2 separate regions of the Mus musculus genome follow, and region 2 is linked to region 1. The links are chromatin loops, found by intact Hi-C in ENCODE. Cell type or tissue: heart. All regions are shown on one strand. Each heading gives the region's core, and the rest is flanking DNA. Links, peaks and the distances in the headings are about the cores only. Region 1 overlaps Rtn4 (reticulon 4). Region 2 overlaps Clhc1 (clathrin heavy chain linker domain containing 1).

Region 1 (8,343 bases), core at 271-8,270:
GCAGCTACAGCATACTGAAGGCAGAAAGTGGACAGGCTTGCTAGCTAGACTACCTGAGTCAGTAAGTTCAGGGTTGGGCAAAAAGATCCTGTCTCAGTAAACAACCTGTGGCATCTATATGATGTACTTAAATGAGCACGCATGCACACTCCCTCCTCCCAAGGTGTAAGAACAAACAAGGACAAGAGTCTTTGGTAAAAGGCTTTTGGGTAACTGATGGGGAGAATAGACAAAAGCAGTAAGAAAAGATAGAGTGTGACCTAGCCAGGCTTCTAGAATGATGGTCTAGATCGGGAAGCAGCATTAGATAGCAGCAGAGTACTTGACTTGCCTTGTCTCCAGTTGTGCAAAGTATGGGAAAGTAAGCAGCCTTGATTTTAGAAGCACCACAGGGAAAGCAGTGTCAAAGAAGAGTTGTTTGTTTGTTTTTTTTTTTTTTTTTTTTTTTGGTTTTTCGAGACAGGGTTTCTCTTTATAGCTCTGGCTGTCCTGGAACTCACTTTGTAGACCAGGCTGGCCTCGAACTCAGAAATCCACCAGAAATCCACCTGCCTCTGCCTCCCGAGTGCTGGGATTAAAGGCGTGCGCCACCACGCCCGGCGAGAGTGAGGTTTTAATGAATGGGAAGTGAAAGAAGGAATGCTTTATAAAAAATGAAGGATTAGAAGAGATGGCTCAGGATCAATAGGTTTCAAGCAGCATGTTAACGTGCCCTAGGGGAAACTGTAAACATGCATGATAACACGGTGCGGTAAGGCTAGGGAGAAGCAGGCATATGGGCAGTATTGAAATACCTGTGAAATCGCCTTCTAACTTCATGCTACCTCCCAAAACTCAACTCTAGTCATATGTTCTTAGTTTGATTTTGGTAAACCTAGGATCTATAGCCCCTAGTTTGGAATGAAAAGGATTAAAGAGCAGCAGTGCCTTAGAAGGCTAAATAAAAATGCTGAGGAATGGGTTGGTGCTGATTTTTAAGGAAACAATATCTTCAAGAAAATCATTTAGCTCAACCTTTTCCTCCCTTGTATGTATGTAGAGATAGAGACAGCATATGTGTGTGCCCCTGAGGTTGATGTTGGGAATCATCTGCAACCACTTTCTACCTTACATTGAAGCAGGTCTCACATATGGCTAGCCAGTCTGTTCTAGGGACCCTATCTCTGCTTCCCATATGCTGGGATTACAGGTGGGTCACTGTGCCCATCTGGCTTTTTGTGGTTCTAAGATGGCAGACTGATGCTTGTTTGTGTGGAAGGTGTTTAACTTCTGAGCCATATTTATATATTTAGGGTACTGTGTGATAATTTGATAACTTTCCAGTGATCAAGTTAGCATTCCCATGTCGTTTTTTTTTTTTGTTTGTTTTTGTTTTTTGTTTTTTTTAAGACAGTTTCTCTGTGTAGCTCTGGCTGTCCTGGAACTTGCTCTGTAGATCAAGCTATCCTCAAATTTTCAGAAATCCACCTTCCTCAGACTCATGAGTGCTGGGTTGCACCACCACTGCCCAGCTTGTCAGTAATTTTTAAACTTAGCATTAGCTGCTATGTCCATTCTCACTAGAGGAATAGAACATAATTTGCATTTAACAAATGTGTGTAAGCCTTTAATCCTAGCACTTGGAAGTCAGAGGCAGGCAGATTCTCTGAGTTTGAGGCTAGACTGGGCTATTGTAAGTTCCAGGACAGCCAAGGCTACACAGAGAAACCCTGTCTTGGAGAAAAAAAAAAAAAAAAAAAAACAACAACAAAACAACATAACAAGTGTGTATATTCCATAAAATTCACAGGAAGTGTTTGTATAATTTGGATGACATGAATTCTAGTCTTTCTCACATCTAGATAGATGTTGACTTCCTTTACTGTAAAAGGAATGAAGTTAGATTAGATTTTTCTGCTTGATATTTTTCTTAATTACAATAAACATCTATTAAAAGCAGGTACTTATAATTGCTTTGGCTTGGTTGTTTGAAGTACTATCCTGTATTTCTTTTCTTTGAGAGTGGGGGAGACAAAAATCTTTGTTCTCATGTAACTTTGGCATGCACACACACACACAACACATGGTTTTGTTCAAGTAGCTTACAGGCTGTGGTCCAGGTAGTCCAACAATGGTTATCTCTTGAAAGAAAGGCCAAGGATCTGGTTATAAAACTGAAAGTCTTAGCCATCTCAATCTTTTGCAGCGTTCAGGTAATTCCTTCAGAGGTCTTGAGTCTATGTTGGAACCTCACAGAAGTACATTCTAATACCACCAGGGGTATTAGTGCCTTAGTAACGGGATAGATGAACTTGCCAGAGAGACTGAGGTTAAGGAAGCAAAAAGCAAAAGCTTTTTATGCAGGCTGGCCCAGATTTAGGGTGAATCTTTTTCCACCTTCAGATAATCCAGGTTTAAGGTGGGTCTTCCCATCTCAAATGATCAAATCAAGAAAATCCTCCACAGGTGTGCCCAACTACTTGGGTTTCTTCAGATTTATTTTATGTGTATGAGTGTTTGCTTGTATTGCTTCTATATATGCATCACATGAGTTCCTGGTGCCAGGGAGGTCAGGGTGTATTGACTCTCCTGGAGCTGGAGTTAAAGATGGTTGTGAGCTATCAAGTTGGTAGAGGTTTTTAACTTTCTTTTTGGTTTTTCGAGACAGGGCTGTATAGCCTGTATAGCCCTGGCTGTCCTGGAACTCACTTTGTAGACCAGGCTGGCCTGGAACTCAGAGATCCGCCTGCCTCTGCCTCCCAATTGCTGGGATTATAGGAGAGCGCCACCACGCCCAGCGGTTTTTAACTTTCTTTGTTAGGTTTATTCTAAGGGTTTTAGAATTTGAAACAGGTTCTCTCTGTGCAGCGGGGTGGGGAACCTGGAACCCTCCCTATGTAAATCAGATTGGCCATGAGTTTAATTCTTCCCGCCTCTATACCCTGAGTGCAAGATTAAATGCTCTTCACCACATTGTTTCTTGTTCAGTGTGCCCTTTGATGGTATGTAGACAGTCTACTGTATCTTTAATGCTAACTTTGAATCCTAACCATTTTGTAGAAGGTGTTTATCAGATTATCAGCCTTCTTGTGGAGTCTCGAGGGTCTCTGATGTATAGAATTGTAACACTTGAAAATAGGATTTTTTTTCTTAACTACTTCCTTTCTTATTTAAATGCCTTTTATTACCTTCCTGTGTGTTACTACCAAAGCCAGGATTTCAAGCATTTATTGGTCATTTGTGCTTTAGTTTTTATGAATTGCTTGTTTAACCTTTGTTCATTTTTCGATTTTGATGCTCTATGATCTTGTTTTTATGTGCAGGGTGCAAAGTCTTCTCTCTCTAAGATTTTTATGCACACATCAGTGGACAGTTTGACTTTTACAAAGGAAGCCGCTTTCTTTTTACTACTCTTAATTTTATTCTTACTTAGTTCCAATTTATTTATAATTGTCGCAGTTATTTTTATTCCCATCATATTCTGATCTAGCCTCCTGGTGCCAGGCAACCATTCAACTGTTGGATGATTGAGAATAGCTTTTGCTAGTTTCCCAGTGGTTGGTTAGGCAATCAAATGCAGATTTGGGTGTTGGTGCCATCTAGTGTGGGTAATGGTAAAACCATTTCTATGGAATATTTGATAAGTAACCATACTGAATAAATGTGGCTGGTCACAAAATTTCACACTTGTTATAAAACAAATTTATAAACTATTTTGAATTTTGACATTTTGTACAGAATTAAATACTTGAGCTATGCTATAAGCATTCTGAAATGACCCTGAAGATGTGTTTCTGTTAAGGTAAAAGGCCTAATGACTTAATTTTTAAATTGTAAGTTTAGAAATACTTTGGGTCTTTAACTCACTCACTCTCTCTCTCTCTCTCTCTCTCTCTCACATGCTTGTGCATTCGAGGTCATTGCATTCAAGGTCTCATATTTGATGAGGCATGTCAGTTTGACTTCACAAAGGAAAGCCTGTTTCATTTTTTAGTACTCTTTTATTTTTACTTTTAGTTCTGATTTATTTATAATTGTCTGGATTCTTGCAGAGTTATTTTTATTCCCATCATATTCTGATTTAACCTCCTGGTGCAAGAGAAACATTTTCAGTTTCTCTGGATTTTAATATTCATATATTGAAATTGCTATGTGATGTTGTTAAAAGAGTTTGAAAATGCTCAATTTTTTGTCATTTTGAATGTTATTTTTTAGATTTCAAATCCTATTCCATTTTTGAATATTGAGTTCACCATTGTTGAAGTACTGACTTTTAGTCCATAGAGGGCATTAGATTACAGCATATGGTAGGGTTTATGGTTGTTAATGTCTCTCAGCAGTAAAACATCTAGTTTTGTACCTCTGTGTGCTTAGAATTCTAAAATTAGTTTCAAGACTGCTGTGTAACTGTCACTGTTTCATATTAATAAAAGATTCGGGCTCTCCATTATTAATAGACGTCTAAATCGTAGCTTCCCAAAACAATATACAAGCAAAGTAAATGGCTGCTCTCTTCTCTTTTCTCTTTTCCTTCCTTTTCCTTTTCCTTTTTTTCTTTTCAATCTTTAAAGGCACAGGGAAATTTAAAAGGAAGGAAGGAAGGAAGGAAGGAAGGAAGGAAGGAAGGAAGGAAAAGGAAAGGGGAAGAAGGGGAAGAAGAGAAAGGGGAAGAAGGAGAGGAAGGGGAAGAAGGGGAAGGGAAAAGCAAAACAAACCAAAAATTTTGCTGGCATTAAAAGTAAAAGAAGTGGAAGGAGTTTGAGAGAGCAGGATGAGGTGAACACCAGGTGGGCTTACTAACTAGGTTGTTTTGTTTCTTTTTTGAAACAAACATAACTATATAATGTTAGCTGGCCTTGAACTCAGAGAATGCTACCTGACTGCTTTCCCAATGCTGGTTTAAAGGTCTGTACCATTCTGGGCTTTCACATCTGCTTTGAGACAGTTCTCTTGTGCTTAAAATCCTTCCAAATAGATACAAACTTTAAAAAAAAAAAAAATGCTCCCCAGGCAGTGGTGGCGCATGCCTGATTCCAGCACTTGGGAGGCAGAGGTAGGTGGATTTCTGAATTCGAGGTCAGCCTGGTTTACAGAGTTGAGTTCCAGGACAACCAGGGCTACACAGAAACCCTGTCTTGAAAAAACAAAACAAAACAACCCCAAAACTCACACATGCTACTTTATCAGAGATTTTTTTTATTAGCAACTTATTTAATTATATTTTTTCTTAGTTAACCATGCATTGTAAAAAAAAAAAAGTGTTTTGACTAAGGTAAGAGAGACATTGAAAGTAGGTAATTTTAGATCATCGTACTCTTTAGAAGTGAGTTGGAGACCTTGCAGGTCTTTGGTTTTATTTTTTTAGCATTATATTTACAAGTTTGATCTGTGACTCTTCCTTTGGCATTCTGTAAGGAGAAAATAGAATACTACACCAGATATTCAAAGCATCACGTTGCCAGTTGGTTTGCATGTGTATTATTTGAGGACTATTCTTGAGAGAATTTTATTCTTTAAAGGTTGGTATTTAAATTCATTTAGATGAAGTTTAATGAGAAAGTATGACCCATAAATTGTGTACTCATAAATTTTGCTCGTTGATTTTTCAGAGTAAAATATTTTTGCTTGGCTAACTTAAAAACTGCAGTTTTAAAACACTGAGAAAGAAGTGGGTAAAAATGTCAGCTGGTACCTATGAGTTAGCTAGTTTTCTCTATACTTACCATAAATTGTAATAACTAAAACTAAAGAATTGATTATCATTCTGCAAAAACTTAACTTAAGGCTTTTAATTTGCTTTCTTAAATAAAAGCTTACAGTATGAAAAGTACATTTAATATTCATATGAGTGGATTATTACACACACATTCTTGGCACCTTAAAATTAGCAGACAAGTGAAGTATTATAAATATGTGAGTTACATATATGCTGAATATGTTTACCTTAGAGAATATGTAACTTGAAGGTACTATTTACTGTCTTCTGGTGTTTTTGTTCTAGTGGAGCTCAGATTAGAACCCATGCCTTGAGCCTGTTAGGTATACACTTTACGAGTTAACTATACTCCCCGTCCTTGTCTGTCAGTTTGAAAGAGTTCATTTAAAAAATACTGTCCTGGAAGTATTCTGTATTCTTTGAACAGTTTTGGATGCTAAACCGTTATGTGAAGAGGTCACACAATTTCATCTTTGATGTAATATGGTGGTGACAGTGTTCTCAGAATAATTATATCATATAAGGTCTCAGCAAGTAAAGTTAGAAATACTTCAGAATTCTTTTAAAATTGCTTTTATTTATAATTGTGCAAGAGGGACTTAAAAATGAGTAATTGGCATTCTGAACACTTAAGGATTTTGCAAGGTTTTGCAGGCCCACATAAGTGAGCATATTTCAGGAAGATATCCCCATTTCAGTGTGGTTACAGCCATGAGATGCATGTACTTTTATGCATTGATTTTATATATATTACATCTTCAAATGCCATACGTATTTAAATATATTTTAGCTGATTAAATTGGCACTGTTCATTTCCTTTTCTGCTTAGGCAAATTTAGCATCAGGTAAAAATCAGTTGTAGAACATTAGAAAGACACACTGGAATGACTGAAAGTTTAATAAATTCTGAAAAAATGGGAAATTCTGGAACCATTTATTTTTATGGCTATTAAATTGTGCCATTTTCATGGGGTAAATGATATAGTTATTAGTACATGACCGTTTCTCTCCCAGCCAAAGATTTATTGCAATGGTAGGTAGTTGAGTATTTATTAAAAGATTGAATTGGAACAGGTAACAATTAATCTAGATTTGGAGGAATCTAGATTTTTAGAAATGTAAAGGAAAAAAAAACCTGATCATACCTTCCAGGATGCAAAATATGAGTTCTCTAAGCCTCAGTAAACCCAGAAAAAAAGGCAGTTCACAACCTTGAAATTGAAGTTATTAACCCATTTGGATTAGTCCATTTCTGTCTTGTGGGTTAACTGTTGATTTTAGAGTTTCAAGTAAAACTGAAACAGCAGCACAATTGAACTGTCCCTAATAAAGAAAAGTCAAGTCTGTGGGTGCAGACTTAGTTCTGTGTGTTTCAGGTATATTTAGCGGTTGGCTCTGTTAGAGAGTCTTTTCTTTTGGTAGCTGCCTCCTTCCCTGCAAAGGTAGCTCCATTTGGCATGATCAGCAAGCAAATGGCTAAGACAATGAGCAGATAGAAGGGAAAGCATTAATGTCTGGGTATTAGCAGCCTAGTTACAGATTGTACTGCGTCAGCTTGCTCCACACCCCAAAGACATCAGGTGACTCCAGTTGTTCAGCCGGGACTGCAGGCTTAGGTTGAGCAAACGGGTATCTCATGTCTCAGGGAGAATTTTGCAATTTACAGCTTTTCTGTTAGTATGCATAATTTGTAATTGCTGCTGGAGGGCAGATCGTGGCAAGAAATGGACGATCAGAAGAAACGTTGGAAGGACAAGGGTATGTCTTTTAATCTTTTACTCCTTTTTATGTAACCAGTAAGATTTCTGTGGGTAAGCTTTGTAGTTTAGATATACTCGGGATTGAAAGCGGAGCCTGTGATCATGTAATGCTTAAGATTAACATAAAACAGCTGCTTCTGGTGTTTTTTACAGTTGATTGTGTGCAGGAAAGATATCATATTCTTTTTCACTGGTGTTTGGTTTAGTAATTTTAGACGTGTCTGTTGTTTCTTTTCTAATCTTGCGCGTTGAAATTGGTATGGGATTAACATCTCATTTGTTGGTCACTTTGGTGTGAGGAATGTATAATAAACATTACATTCTTCTGTAGTCTGTGATGACATTTCATGATGACTTTAAATAAAGCTCAGCTGGTGTGCCTGAGATCTATCCCTAGGTTTGTAGGTAGCAGAATTGCATTGTATCTTTGAAAATCTAAAGTGAACATTTGAAGTTCTTACTTGAATGCATTTTAATTTTTATGTAACTTGAAACTATTCAGATGTATACAGAGTTTTAAATGTATCCCCAAATTTACTAACCTTTGTCCTTGTAATAACCAATTAATGATCTTGATCCCCGTCCTCCCCCTTGAAAACTCAGATTTTTAAAAATCTCAGTGATTCATTGTGAAGAATTTAAGCCTGCAAAGTAGTAGTAAAATATCGACTATTGAATATTTCAATAGCACTTTATTATGTAGCTTGACAACTGCTATGTAATGAGAGAGAGAGAGAGAGAGAGAGAGAGAGAGAGAGAGAGACCGAGTAAGCAAGAGTGAGTTGTTTATCTGACTGTCTAGAATAAGTTGTCTTAAAAATTGTTAGAACTGTTTTTAAGTGGCTGAGATAAACATTTCTGTAGCTGACTAGCTGCAGTGACCTGCTT
Region 2 (8,343 bases), core at 97-8,096, 140 kb before region 1:
AAGTGCTAGGACTGCAGAAATGTGTTATCATGGGCAACTTTATTGACTGCTTCTCAAAATCTTCAGTTTTGAATTTTCAAGTACTTGATACTTTTAGGGAACTCATGACTAAATTCTATTTTCTGTACAACACACAAAAAGATGAAATTATACTCTCTAGAAATTGGTCTGTATCTGTGCAACAAGGCATGCAGGCATCCACACAAATACATAATTTTTAAAAAACCAACCACATTGGTTTATTACTTTAAAACAGACAAGAAAAACTCAACCTAATATTAGATAAAATCTTACGAATTCTCTCCAAGTGTAGTGATTTTCAGATGTGAAAACAGTTACAAAGATGAAGTGACAAGTTCCTGACTGCCAACCCCTGTTCAACACAACACATCTCTGTTCCTGAATAGTATTTAACATATATTCCCTGATATTCCTTGTTCTGAGTTGTCCTTTTTTGCTTCTTATTTTGGCTAAAGTTGAAGAGAATACTGTTTAGTTTATATTAGAGTCAAAGTGAGACTTAGAGGTATGGGAAAGAATGCAGGCTGGCAGTAGATATAGGTAGTTACACATCAGGAGAGTGAGATTTGTTCTGTTTCACTCACAGATGACCTGATACAACTAATAACAGCATGTCCCCAGATTGACTTAATTAGATGTCTTACTCAAGAAAGGAATGAGAAACCACCATTTTTATCTTTTGGGCTTGCTGTACTCCATATGTTTTCTGTGGATATGAAAAAAGTTGGCATGAGGCTACTTCAAGAAGTCAGTAAAGGCGAGAAAGGTAAGTGTGCACACAACATTCAGGAGCAAAAGAGACTTCTGCTGGGAGTTAGATCAAGAGCAGGCCCAGCTTTCAATTGCCCACTACTCTCCCTAAGCTCTGTCTGTCTGTAGTTTGGTCTGTGACTATCACCCGTTGTGCCCTTGTTGCCTGCCTGTCTCTGACAAAGGGCTTTGCTCTGTATTTGTTGAACAACACAGAGAGCATGGTATGGGAGAGGGATGAAAACACTTTCCTACAGAAACCTTTTACAGTTCACAAGGGAATAAGTTATGCTACTGACCCAGAACACCACAGCACTCAGACTACAGTCAGGAGCTATCAACCTACAGCCAAACATTGCTTCAAGTAATTCTCTCTCTCTCTCTCTCTCTCTCTCTCTCTCTCTCTCTCTCTCTCACACACACACACACACACACACACACACACACACACACACACACACACTCTTATAGAAGAGGACATAGTTTAAGATTAAAGCTATGTATTTAGCTTCAGTTGTAAAAGGTAATTCAGTAGGTAGCCCAGGCACAGTAAATCGGTTACATTCTTTTCTTAAAGTACACATTAGGACAGCAGATTGAGTTTTAAATGTTCTTTAAAGATTGATTGATTGATTGATTGATTGATTATATGTAAGTACACTGTAGCTGTCTTCAGACACTCCAGAAGAGGAGTCAGATCTTGTTACCAATGGTTGTGAGCCACCATGTGGTTGCTGGGATTTGAACTCAGGACCTTCGGGAGAGCAGTCAGTGCTCTTACCTGCTGAGCCATCTCACCAGCCCCGAGTTTTAAATGTTCTTAAAGCATATTATTAACTTGATTTTGAGTTCTGACAAAAGTTCATTCTCCTTGAAGGCAAGAGGTATTTTCAGAAAAAAAAAAAATTACCATAAATAAGTAACCAAAAGTACTACAGTAAAAGAGATAGTAACGAGCTATTTATGGGTTCAGGATAATTAAACTTAGCTCAAATTTTCCAGAGTTAACATTAGAAGTTTGTAAATGTGAAAATTACCATGTTAGTAAGTCTGTTGACAATGGGATATATTTGTTGAAGGAATTAGAATGACAAATCTTTACTAAGCTCAATGAGAATTTTAAGAGGCAGCACTCTTATAAAAGGTTAATGTAAGTGACCATATAGGTTAGAAATCATTTTACATGTATTTTAAATATTAATTGCTAATTAATATTTAAATATTATATAAGCCTTATATAATTTAATTTCCAAATCCATTATATGCATATTTTCATATGATAGTTTCTCTTAATGTAACTTTGCAGTGACATTGAGGAACTAATTAAATTTTACATTTCCCCTTACATTAATTTAATATAGAAGCCTAAGCAGATAAATTTTTAAATTGTTGTTTGAAGTCAAAGAAAGAATATTAAATTACCTGAAAATATATTGAGGAAGATAATTTAATATTCTAAATTTATCTTACAAGTAGTAACTAAAATACTTGATAGGAAAATAACAATTGTGTTCAAAATTAAATAGTAATGAAGATATTAATCAAAGAAAAGTCTTAGCAAAGTTTTATAAGTAATGTAGGTAAGACATTAGTTCCATAAATTGATGGATACTGGGTTGGAAAGTAGCCCCATCAATGCTCAGTTCCCAGAGCACATGTAATAAGTCAGGCATGGAGGCACACATTTGTAACTCCAGTACTGGGGAGTCAAGAAGGCAGGTCCTGGGAGGTCTGCTGGTCATCCACTATAGCCCACATGGCAAGCTTTCAGGTTAGTAAGAGACCTTGACTCCACAATAGAAGATTAGTCATTCTTAAGGATTTCACTTGTGTATACTTTTGTCACCATACATCTACAACATCATATGTGTCCCCTCATACACAAAGCAAATAAATAAACAAATAATTGATAAATACCAAAGAGATTTACTATCAATTATCTTCCAAAAGGAAATCATACTAGATTTCTTTAAAAGCAAACCCTTTTGTTTCTTTTAGGAAAATTTTAGTTAAAATATTAGTTAACTACATAGAACATTCTCTATTTAGGGAAAGGGTTAAGGTTTGCAAAGGAGTTTCTTAAGCTCTTGTGCAGTCCTACTAGAGCATTTATGAAGCTGTTTGAAAGTATTATGAAAGTTCATACTAGAGCATTTATGAAGCTGTTTGAAAGTATTATGAAAATTCAAGCATAAGACTATCAGCACTCGATGGTTTCGAGCAGTGCCTCGTGCCTGTAAGAAGGGGGCTGTACTCTTCACTTTCTGAGCTCCCTGCCTTACAGCCTTCAAAAAAGCTACCTGATACAAAGGAGATGACTGGGAGCATGGAAGGTGAATCATGTTCCAGGGTTGAGTTGATACATTAACATTCAGGAACTTAGGAGACCTGAGGCTAAGCAATAATAACATGAAACTTACTGGTCCAAGGCCTGGTTTGAGAGTAACTATGTTGCAATGATGTCTATTTTTGAAAGATTATCAAGTTAACAGGAAATTCTGTAATGTAATACTGTATTTTTTTTTCCAGATGTGATTGAGCATCTTGTGATGAGTGATTTATTTTGCTCCTTAGAAAAGTGGCAAGAAATAGCAAATATCTGTTTGCAGAATGGTTTTAAAATTTTGTTTAATGACATCATGTCCATTCTTCGATCCCAGGCTGGAGTTTCAGAAATTTCTGAAGATGATACCACCAACATAATGGAACATGTTTTTTGGTAGTTCTGTATTTTAACCCCTGAGGGCGCTTGTTCAACATTTTACAGGCATTAGCTGGGGAAGCTGGTTTTAGCATAATTAATATAAATAAATGTTGAGTATAAAGCTCTCAGCAGTAAATCACACTTCTAATATGATGTTTACATTTGCTCTTGAAACACTGAAACATTGCTTCACTCTATCATGTGGCTACTTCTTTTTGTTTGTTTTTTTGTTTGTTTATTTATTTATTATATGTGAGTACACTGTTGTTGTCTTCAGACGCACCAGAAGAGGGCATTGGATCTCATTACAGATGGTTGTGAACCACCATGTGGTTGCTGGGATTTGAACTCAGGACCTTTGGAAGAACAGTTAGTGCTCTTAACTGCTGAGCCATCTCTCCAGCCCCCATGTGGCTACTTCTTATAGCGAATATTGAGCAAATCCAAGAGTATAACTTTGAATAAAATAGCATAGCATTTCTACCTTAAAACAAGCTGATGTCCAAATAGATACCTTTGTTATCATCTGATCTGATACCTAGAACTGAAAAGGTGTGGGTAATGCTCTGCCAGTATGCTGACTTTCTAAATGTCAAATATTGGAACTTTGCTTCGATAAGAAAAGCAGAATATTATTTAAAGACTGGACATGTTGAAAAAAAAAACTAGACTAGCTTTGTTCTGTTGATTCAAACATGGCTCTATTCTTTGATATCTGTCCATATGCTTGGACTCACACACATGCACTTGCACACACACATTCACACACATACACTTTATATATAACCTTTGCCATTTATATACAGTGAAGGTCAGACTCCTACTGAAGTTTAGAATCTTGGCATGTTTTGTTTTGTTTGTTTGTTTATTTGAAGACAGGCTTTCTCTACGTAGCCCTGGCTGTCCGGGAACTTGAGAGGCTGGGATTAATGGCATTTGCCACCACCACTTGGATCTGGTTTTAAGAAGAACAACAAAACTCAATCCACTTGTCTCTATTTCATATAATTCTAGTGGTTTCTAGATATTGAAAGAGGGGGTCTCGAGAAAGATCCTTTTTCTTTACTGTTTTTGCTTTTTTTTTTTTTTTTTTTTATCAAGGATCATCTAACACCCATAGTGGCTTAATTCAATAATGATATCCTTATTTCCTATTAAAATGGATAAGATAATATAATTTGTGAGTACCTGAGATCTTGAAGTAAAGTTGCAAGTAATTATAATCCTGATAATAAGCATGAAAGGGGAAGCATTTTAGCCAGCATGGAGACCATTCTGTGGGTAGGGCTTACTAGAATTTATTACAGATTTGACTTGACAGATAGCAGCAGAAATGACAGTAAACCCAGCAGTTCAAATTTTGTTTTGTTAAGATAGTTTTACAGTGTAGCTCAGGCTGGCTTCAAGCTCACTCAGTCTTTTTGCCTTAGCCTCCACAGTATTGATTATAGTTGTGAGCTAATGGTTTGGCTTCTTGAATTTTTATAAGGGAAGAAATGAGGTCTTGTCACACATTTTAAATTTTTTATTTTAATATTCTGTGTATGGGTGAAATTTTGCCTCCATGTGATGCAGTTCTCACAGTGACCAGAAGAGGGTTCCAGATCCCCTGGAACTGGAATTGTGGGTTGTTGTAAACTGCCATGCTTCTGCTGAGAATAAGAACCCAGGTTCTCTTAACTGCAGAGCCATCACTGCAGCCCTTAGTAATTAAAAAAAAAATTATTTTATGTTTTACCCAAATATGTCTGTGCACCATTTGCATGCCTAGTGCCTGTGGAGACCAGAGAAGGCATCAAATCCTGTTTGCTGGAACTGGAGTTACAGATGTTTGTGAGCCATAATGTGGGTGCGGGGAATCAAATCCAGGTCCTCTGGAAGAGCAGGCAGTGCTCCTAACTGCTGAGCCGCCTTAGTCATATTTTTAATATGTGCTTCTGCCTGGGAGCTTGGACAGTGTAAAGACTATTACTGAGGACTGGTATTCTTAGGAAGTTGGTCCTTTAAAGAAAAAGGTTACGGTCCCTTCCAGTCCGCACCAGCACCAGGGCACCTTGGGTGAGGAGTCTGTGTACACCCCCAAGGTCCCCACAGGACCCTCCACGGGATCTTAAGACCTCTGGTGAGTGGAATACAACTTCTGCTCCAATCCAATCACACGGGACCTGAGACTGCATTAATTAGGGAATCAGAAAACCCGGCCTGACCAGGGTCACAAGTCCCTTCCGGTCTGTAACAGCAACGAGGCACCTTGGGTGCGGAGTCTGCGGACACCCCCAAGGTCCTCACAGGACTCTCCTTGGGATCTTGGACCTCTGGTGAGTGGATCACAACTTCTGCCAGGAGGCAGGTTCGAACACCAGCTATCTGGGCACCTTCCCTGCAAGAGGAGAGCTTGCCTGCAGGGAGTACTCTGAACACTGAAACTCAGGAGAGAGCTAGTCTCCCAGGTCTGCTGATAGAGGCTAACATAATCACCTAACGAACAAGCTCTAACCAGAGACAACTATAACAACTAACTCCAGAGGTTACCAGATGGCGAAAGGCAAACGTAAGAATCTTACTAACAGAACCCAAGACCACTCACCATTATCAGAACGCAGCACTCCCACCCCACCCAGTCCTGGGCACCCCAACACACCCGAAAAGATAGTCCCGGATTTAAAAGCATATCTCATAATGATGGTAGAGGACATCAAGAAGGACTTTAATAACTCACTTAAAGAAATACAGGAGAACACTGCTAAACAGGAAGAAGACATTAAAGAGGAAGCACAAAAATCCCTTAAAGAATTGCAGGAAAACATGGCCAAACAGGTGATGGAAATGAATAAAACCATCCAAGACCTAAAAAGGGAAGTAGACACAATAAAGAAAACCCAGAGTGAGGCAACGCTGGAGATAGAAACCCAAGGAAAGAAATCTGGAACCATAGATGCGAGCATCAGCAACAGAATACAAGAGATGGAAGAGAGAATCTCAGGTGCAGAAGATTCAATAGAGAACATCTCGGCACAACAATCAAAGAAAATGGAAAATGCAAAAAGATCCTAACTCAAAACATTCAGGAGATCCAGGACACAATGAGAAGACCAAACCTACAGATAATGGGAATAGATGAGAATGAAGATTTTCAACTCAAAGGGCCAGCAAATATCTTCAACAAAATTATGGAAGAAAACTTCCCAAACCTAAAGAAAGAGATGCCCATGAACATACAAGAAGCCTACAGAACTCCAAATAGACTGGACCAGAAAAGAAATTCCTCCCGACACATAATGATCAGAACAACAAATGCACTAAATAAAGATAGAATATTAAAAGCAGTAAGGGAAAAAGGTCAAGTAACATATAAAGGCAAGCCTATCAGAATTACACCAGATTTTTCACCAGAGACTATGAAAGTCAGAAGAGCCTGGACAGATGTTATACAGATACTAAGAGAACACAAATGCCAACCCAGGCTACTATACCCAGCCAAACTTTCAATTACTTTAGATGGAGAAGCAAAAGAATTCCACGACAGAACCAAATTCACACATTATCTTGCCACAAATCCCACCCTTCAAAGGATAATAACAAAAAAAAAAAACAATACAAGGATGGAAACCATGTCCTAGAAAGAGCAAGAAGGTAATCCCTCAACAAACCTAAAAGAAGACAGCCACAGGAACAGAATACCAACTTTAACAACAAAAATAATAGGAAGCAACAATTACTTTTCCTTAATATCTCTTAATATCAATGGACTCAAATCCCCAATAAAAATACATAGACTAACAGACTGGCTATACAAACAGGACCCAACATTCTGCTGCTTACAGGAAACCCATCTCAGGGAAAAAGACAGACACTACCTCAGAGTAAAAGGCTAGAAAACAATTTTCAAAGCAAAAGGTCTGAAGAAACAAGCTGGAGTAGCCATTCTAATATCGAATAAAATCGACTTCCATCCCAAAGTTATCAAAAAAGACAAGGAGGGACACTTCATACTCATCAAAGGTAAAATACTCCAAGAGAAACTCTCAATTCTGATTATCTATGCTCCAAATGCAAGGGCAGCCACATTCATTAAAGACACTTTAGTAAAGCTCAAACCACACATTGCACCTCACACAATAATAGTGGGAGACTTCAACACACCACTTTCATCAATGGACAGATCATGGAAACAGAAACTAAACAGGGACTCAGTGAAACTAACAGAAGTTATGAAACAAATGGACTTAACAGATATCTACAGAACATTTTATCCTAAAACAAAAGGATATACCTTCTTCTCAGCACCTCATGGTACCTTCTCCAAAATTGACCATATACTAGGTCACAAAACAGGCCTCAACAGATACAAAAATATTGAAATTGTCCCATGCATCCTATCAGACCACTATGGACTAAGGCTGATCTTCAACATAAATAATGGAAAGCCAAAGTTCACGTGGAAAATGAACAACACTCTTCTCAATGATACCTTGGTCAAGGAAGGAATAAGGAAAGAAATTAAAGACTTTTTAGAGTTTAATGAAAATGAAGCCACAACATACCCAAACTTATGGGACCCAATGAAAGCATTTCTAAGAGGGAAACTCATAGCTCTGAGTGCCTCCAAAAAGAAACTAGAGAGAGCACACACTAGCAGCTTGACAACACACCTAAAAGCTCTAGAAAAAAAGGAAGCAAATTCACCCAAGAGGAGTAGATGGCAGGAAATAATCAAACTCAGGGGCGAAATCAACCAAGTGGAAACAAGAAGAACTATTCAAAGAATCAACCAATGAGGAGCTGGTTCTTTGAGAAAATCAACAAATAGATAAACCCTTAGCCAGATTCACTAGAGGGCAAAGGGACAGCATCCTAATTAACAAAAT

Evidence for each region. Peaks named below come from ENCODE experiments on the same cell type or tissue, not always from the same donor. Only the 100,000 strongest peaks of a DNase experiment are listed, where the experiment ranks them.
Region 2: a loop joins it to region 1, with 2.9 times the contacts of the local background. A loop is called at or near these places in 2 of 42 quality-filtered maps.

The regions. Positions count from the first base shown.
Region 1 is chr11:29,711,430-29,719,772 of GRCm38, forward strand. The region is part of intron 3 of Rtn4 (reticulon 4); the gene reads left to right. Among named protein-coding and RNA genes, the nearest start is that of Rtn4, 23 kb to the left of the region's middle. In heart, for the core only: CTCF peaks have their summits at 3,578 (motif pointing left) and 4,262; no DNase peak of the experiment used is centred there.
Region 2 is chr11:29,574,738-29,583,080 of GRCm38, forward strand. Clhc1 (clathrin heavy chain linker domain containing 1) reads left to right here. Exons shown (of 12, transcript NM_028504.1): 11 at 608-787; 12 at 3,301-3,615. The coding sequence ends at 3,494. Among named protein-coding and RNA genes, the nearest start is that of Rps27a, 31 kb to the left of the region's middle. In heart, for the core only: a CTCF peak has its summit at 5,067 (motif pointing right); no DNase peak of the experiment used is centred there.